Linked DNA regions of Homo sapiens: region 1 is linked to region 2. A link is an interaction called in ENCODE POLR2A ChIA-PET data of the cell type or tissue named here. Cell type or tissue: endothelial cell of umbilical vein. All regions are shown on one strand. Links, peaks and the distances in the headings refer to the core of each region. The heading gives the core; the rest is flanking DNA. Region 1 overlaps RALGPS2 (Ral GEF with PH domain and SH3 binding motif 2). Region 2 has its middle 65 kb from the start of MIR4424.

Region 1 (2,801 bases), core at 106-2,605, 120 kb after region 2:
GTACTGATACATAATTTTTAGAAAACCGCAAATTAAAACTACAATGTGATGCCACTGCATACCCACCAGAATGGTGTTAGTTAAAAAATCTGAAATACAAAGTGTTGGCAAGAATGTAGAGCATTTGGAACCCTTATACATTTCAAGTGGGTTTGAAAATTGGTACAGCCACTTTGGAAAATTCTTTGGCAGCATTTGCCTAAAACTGTATCTGTATATGCTCTGTGATCCACCAGTTTCATGTCTGGGGATAGACCTGATAGAAATCAGTATATGTGTGCATCAGAGGACATGTACATTAGAAGAAAACATAGGGGTAAATCTTTATGACCTTGGAATAGGTAAAGGATTCTTACGTATGACACAAAGTGACACCAAAAGCAGGAGCAACAAAACAAGCAAGAGGTAAATTGAACTTAAAAATTAAATTTTTTGTGCTTCAAAGGATGCCATCAAGAATGTGAAAAGACAATACACAGAATTGGAGAAAATATTTGCAAGTCATATCTAACAAGAAACTTGTAGTCAGAATGTATAAACACTCCTATAACTCAATAATAAAAAGACAACTCAATTTAAAAACAGGCAAAGGAGCTGAATAGAAATTTCTCAAAGATAAACAAGTGGCCAATAAGCACATGAAAACATGCTCGACATTATTAGCTATCAGGAAAATGAAATCAAAACCGCAGTGAGATACCGCTTCACACCACTAGGATGACTTGAATGAAAAAGTTAGATAATAAGTGTAGGCAAGGATGTTAAGAAATTGGGATCCTCATACACTTGTGGGAATGTAAATGGATGTGGCTTCTTTGGAAGACCATGTGGCACTTCTTCAAATAATTTAACGTAGCATTACCATACGACCCAGCAGTTCCTCTCCTAGAACAGCAGATAGAGGTAGAAAACAGATAAGTGGCTTAGGCCAGTAGCAGGGGTAAGGGGGTGGTAGCTAAAGGGTATGGATTTCTTTCTGAGATGATGAAAATGTTCTAAAATTGACCGTGTTGATGGTTGTACCTCTGTGAATATGCTATAAACCATTGACTTGTACATTTTAAATGGGTGAATTGTATGGTATGTGAATTATATCTCAGTAAAGCTGTTAAAGATAGGAAAAATAATCAGTGATGTGACAGTGTTGCCATAATATTTGAGAAGAGCAAGATGCAGAGGGATATACCAAGTATTTGTATGAAGCAAACAACTCCGAAACCTTTATGTCTGTATGTGTTTCGATGATTCTGTAAGGTGGAAAATGTTGCACACTAAATGTAAATGTTTGTTTTCTTGTTGGTCTAAAATAGGGAGAGGGAGAGAAAAAAGGGAAAAAATAACTAAAGGTGTTGATTTAGAAAAAGGATAGCATGTATAGCAAGATCTCAGTTATGTGAACTATAAATGTTAAAAATGTTGAGTAGTTTGTGTGGTGGGATAGCAGATCTTTTTTTCTTTATTATTTTCTGGTTGTTTGATCTTTTTTATTTTATAATAGAAGTAGTTAAAATGATATTAAGAGGCAATAAAATAAAAATAAGTTATGAAACCGCCAAAACCATAGCAAACAGGGCATGTCCATAGCAGCTTCGTGATCACTTCCAGCTGGAAACAACCCAAATGTCTGTCAACAACAACAAAAAAAGGGGATAAATAATTTGTGGTATAGCCTTATAGTATAACACTGTACAGTACTGGAAAAGAATGAACTATAGCTATACTCAGCAAACATGGGTGACTATCACAGATAAAATGGTGAGCAAAAGAAACCAGACACAAAAGAGTACGTACTCCATGAAGTCATACTCCATGACTTCATTTACATAAAGTTTAGGGCAAGGTCAAACTCATGTATGGTGATAGAAGCATGAGCATGGTGTTTAGGAGTTGGGGCTGGAAAGGTAAGAGGAACAACAAAGAGGGACCTTCTAGAGTGCTAGAAATGTCTATATTTTCTTTTTCTTTTCTTTTTTTTTTTTTTTTGATGCTGTAGCCCAGGCTGGAGTGCAGTGGCGTGATCTCAGCTCACTGCAACCTCTGCCTCCCAGGTCCTGCTTCAAGCAGTTCTCCTGCCTCAGCCTCCCAAGTAGCTGGGATTACAGGCACGTGCCACCATGCCCAGCTAATTTTTGTATTCTTTTTTTTTTTTTTTTTTTTTAGTGATGGGATTTCACCATATTTGATTGGTGGTTACATGGGTGTCTACATTGTAAAATTCATCACACAGAATACCTTAGATATATGTACATTATATTTGTACATGTATCTCAAAAGTAAAAAATGAAACCATAAAAAATAAAAATAAGCAAAAAAATTATTGTACTTATTTAAAAGTATTTGTATATTTCTGGGGATAATTGTATTGCATTCAAAGATAGTTTCTACTATCATTTTTAATGGTAGCATTGTATTGTGTGAATGTATCATTATTTAAACTCTTGAGCATTTAGGTTGTTTCTTTTAGATAGTATAACAGTGATAGAGTTAACATCTTTTTTTATAGCTCTTCCTGTACTTACATAATTTCCTTTTGATGAATTCCTAAAAAGGGAGTTATTTGGAGGTTAAGTATGTTTGCATACTCGCTTATGGTGTACATGTTTGTTTCTCTATGCCCTTAATCACTTGGCAGTTAGCTTTAAAAACGTATATATGTTGATGTGTTATGTAATAAGTGCTCTGTGTTTTAATTTGTGGGTTGTTTTTTTTTTTTTTTTCTGAGACAGAGTCTCACTGTGTCGCCCAGCCTGGAGTGCAGTGGTGATCTCGGCTCACTGCAGCCTCCGCCTCCTGGGTTCAAG
Region 2 (2,801 bases), core at 72-2,571:
AGTTTTTAAGGATAACTTGGTAGGTCGGGGAGCCAGTGAGCCAGGAGTGCTGATTGGTCAGGATGAAATCATAGGGAGTGGAAGCTGTCTTCTTGCACTGAGTCAGTTCCTGGGTGGGGGCCACAAGATTAGATGAGCCAGTTTATCGATTTGGGTGGTGCCAGCTGATCCATCAAAGCTAAGTCTGCAAAATATCTCAAGCACTGATCTTAGGAGCAGTTTAGGGAGGGTCAGAATCTTGTAGCCTCCAGCTGCATGACTCCTAAACCATAATTTCTAATCCTGTGGCTAATGTTAATCTAGTCCTCAGACAAGAAGGAGGTCTGCTTTGGGAAAGGGCTGTTACTGTCTTTGTTTAAACTATAAACCGCAAAGTTTCTCCCAAAGTTAGTTCAGCCTATGCCCAGGAATGAACAAAGACAGCTTGGAGGTTAGAAGCAAGATGGAGTCGGTTAAGTTAGATCCCTTCCAGTGTCTCAGTCATAATTTTGCAAAGGCGGCTTCACGTTGTCCAGGAAACAGGGGTAAGAAGTAGTCTGGGCCAGGTGCAGCAGCTTATGCCTGTAATCCTAGCACTTAGGGAGGCTGAGGTGGGAGGATCACTTGAGGTCAGGAGTTCGAGACCAGCCTGGCCAACATGGTGAACCCCTGTCCCCACTAAAAACACAAAAATTAGCCGGGTGTGGTGGTGCATGCCTGTAATCCCAGCTACTCGGGAGGCTGAGGCAGGAGAATCGCTTGAACCTGGGAGGCCGAAGTTGGAGGTTGCAGTGAGCCAAAATCCCGCCACTGCACGCCAGCCTGGGTGGCAGAGTGAAACTCTGTCTCAAATAAAAAAAAAAAAAAAGAGTGGTCTGGGTAAACCACTGAGCACATTTCAAAGACTGCCAGTGGTGGGCCTCCTAAAGGAAAGAAACACTCCTAAATAAACTGCGCTTCTTTCATAAAGAAGCATGGGCTTTTCTGAGCTACTGGGTTAGTTGGTTTTTTTACTTACTGGGTTCTTCATTTTTTTGTTGTTTTTTTGTTTTTTTTTGCTTTGAGTTGTGAGTCAAGTCCAGATATTACTGTATTGTCCACATATCTATTCAAGTGATAGGTTTTAAATTACTGTGCTAATATGATAAATTTATAAAATAACTTCATTATCACAACAGCTACCAAAAAATTACTCAAACCAATTCAACAACTATTCTTTTTGAAAACTAAATATTTGAATAAGGAGAGTTTCTCTGTTAAAGTTTCTTTCATAAAGAAACTAAAGCTAAAAGCCAATATTATATAAAATAGAGAATCCCTTCAAATTAGAAACAAAGCCAGTCTGCCTCTGCCATCATTACACTCAGCACAGTACTGCAATGCTGACAGTAATGTCAGAGAAGGGCAAATGGAGGGAGCTACACAGAAAAGGAAGAAAGTATCATTGAGAGATGATATTATTATATATTTATGAAGCCCAAGAGGCAAGAGGTGATAAGGAGCTCTGGATTACAGGCTAACTCCACAAAATTTGGTGTTATTCTTTGTACTGGTGATATACACAAAAAAAGATTCCATTCTATAACAGTAATAAAACAACATACATTCTTCAGTATTGACTCAACTTGGAATGAAAAAACTATCTTATTCTAAGAAATGTAAAACACCATAATAGGAAACACAAAGGGAGACGTTAAAAAATGGCAAAGTCATTTACTCTGCTTCTGGTTGAGAAGAGAATACAGTAAAGATAATATGTCTTAAACGAGTATGTGAATTTAATGCAATTAAAATTCCCAAAGATCATTTATACAACTTGACAAATAATGTGAAATTAGTCCAAAAGAGCTGTAAACCATAACAAAATCTTTTTTTTTTCATTTTTGGTAGACCCTATTAGATTTTGAAACCTGTAACAACTAAATCTTCATGAAAATATGGTATCAACTTCAAAACAGGGAGAAGAAAAAAAATCACTAATTGAATAAAATGGGTATTCCAGAAATAGATTCAACTGCTTCAGTTGAAAATATATAGGGAGAGGGGAGGGAGGAATATAAGCAGTATAACAATGGAAAAAAGAGGCCAGGCACGGTGGCTCATGCCTATAATCCCAGCACTTTGGAAGGTCGAGGTGGGTGGATCACCTGAGGTCAGGAGTTTGAGATCAGTCTGGCCAACATGGTGAAACCCCTACTAAAAGTACAAAATTACAAAAAAAATTACAAAAATTAGCCAGGTGTGGTGGCGGGCACCTGTATTCCTAGCTACTCAGGAGGCTGGGGCAGGAGAATAGCTTAAACCTGGGAGGTGGTGGTTGCAGTGAGCCGAGATTGCGCCATTGCTCTCCAGCCTGGGCGACAAGAGCAAGACTTCGTCTCAAAAAACAAACAAAACAAAACAACAACAAAAAATGGAAAAAAGAAACATTATTTAAATAAAATTGTAGAGAAAACTCAAGAAGAATTATAGCCATATATATATATCCTACTTAGAGTGGATTGTTGAGAAATTTTCTAGTGTTGTGCCCTTTTATTTGTGGTTTTTGGTTTTGTGGAGGTTTTATTGTTGTTGTTGCTGTGGATTGAACTGAAGGGAATTCTCCCCTAACCTCAGAGAAGGCAGCAAGCTTCAGTGTTTTTATGTCCCTGGCTCCCAAGGGACACATTTGGCTCCCAAGGGACAGTGCTCCAAATCTTGGGAGCACTGGTTCCAGGCAGGAGAAGGCTGAGGGTGGAGGTGGGATCAGGGCCATGAGGCATTTAGAGTTGGGGAGAGACAGTGCCCAGGAGCTGATAGGACCTTGACTGGCGGATGGCTGT

What was found. Peaks named below come from ENCODE experiments on the same cell type or tissue, not always from the same donor. Only the 100,000 strongest peaks of a DNase experiment are listed, where the experiment ranks them.
Region 1: POLR2A ChIA-PET joins it to region 2 with 6 read pairs; 12 of 35 experiments call an interaction of 5 or more read pairs at or near these places.

The regions. Positions count from the first base shown.
Region 1 is chr1:178,733,465-178,736,265 of GRCh38, forward strand. All of the region lies in intron 1 of RALGPS2 (Ral GEF with PH domain and SH3 binding motif 2), which reads left to right. Among named protein-coding and RNA genes, the nearest start is that of RALGPS2-AS1, 8.6 kb to the left of the region's middle. In endothelial cell of umbilical vein, for the core only: no CTCF peak of the experiment used is centred there; no DNase peak of the experiment used is centred there.
Region 2 is chr1:178,610,885-178,613,685 of GRCh38, forward strand. No RefSeq gene overlaps it. Among named protein-coding and RNA genes, the nearest start is that of MIR4424, 65 kb to the right of the region's middle. In endothelial cell of umbilical vein, for the core only: no CTCF peak of the experiment used is centred there; a DNase peak (open chromatin) is centred at 1,507; H3K27ac peaks cover 947 bases.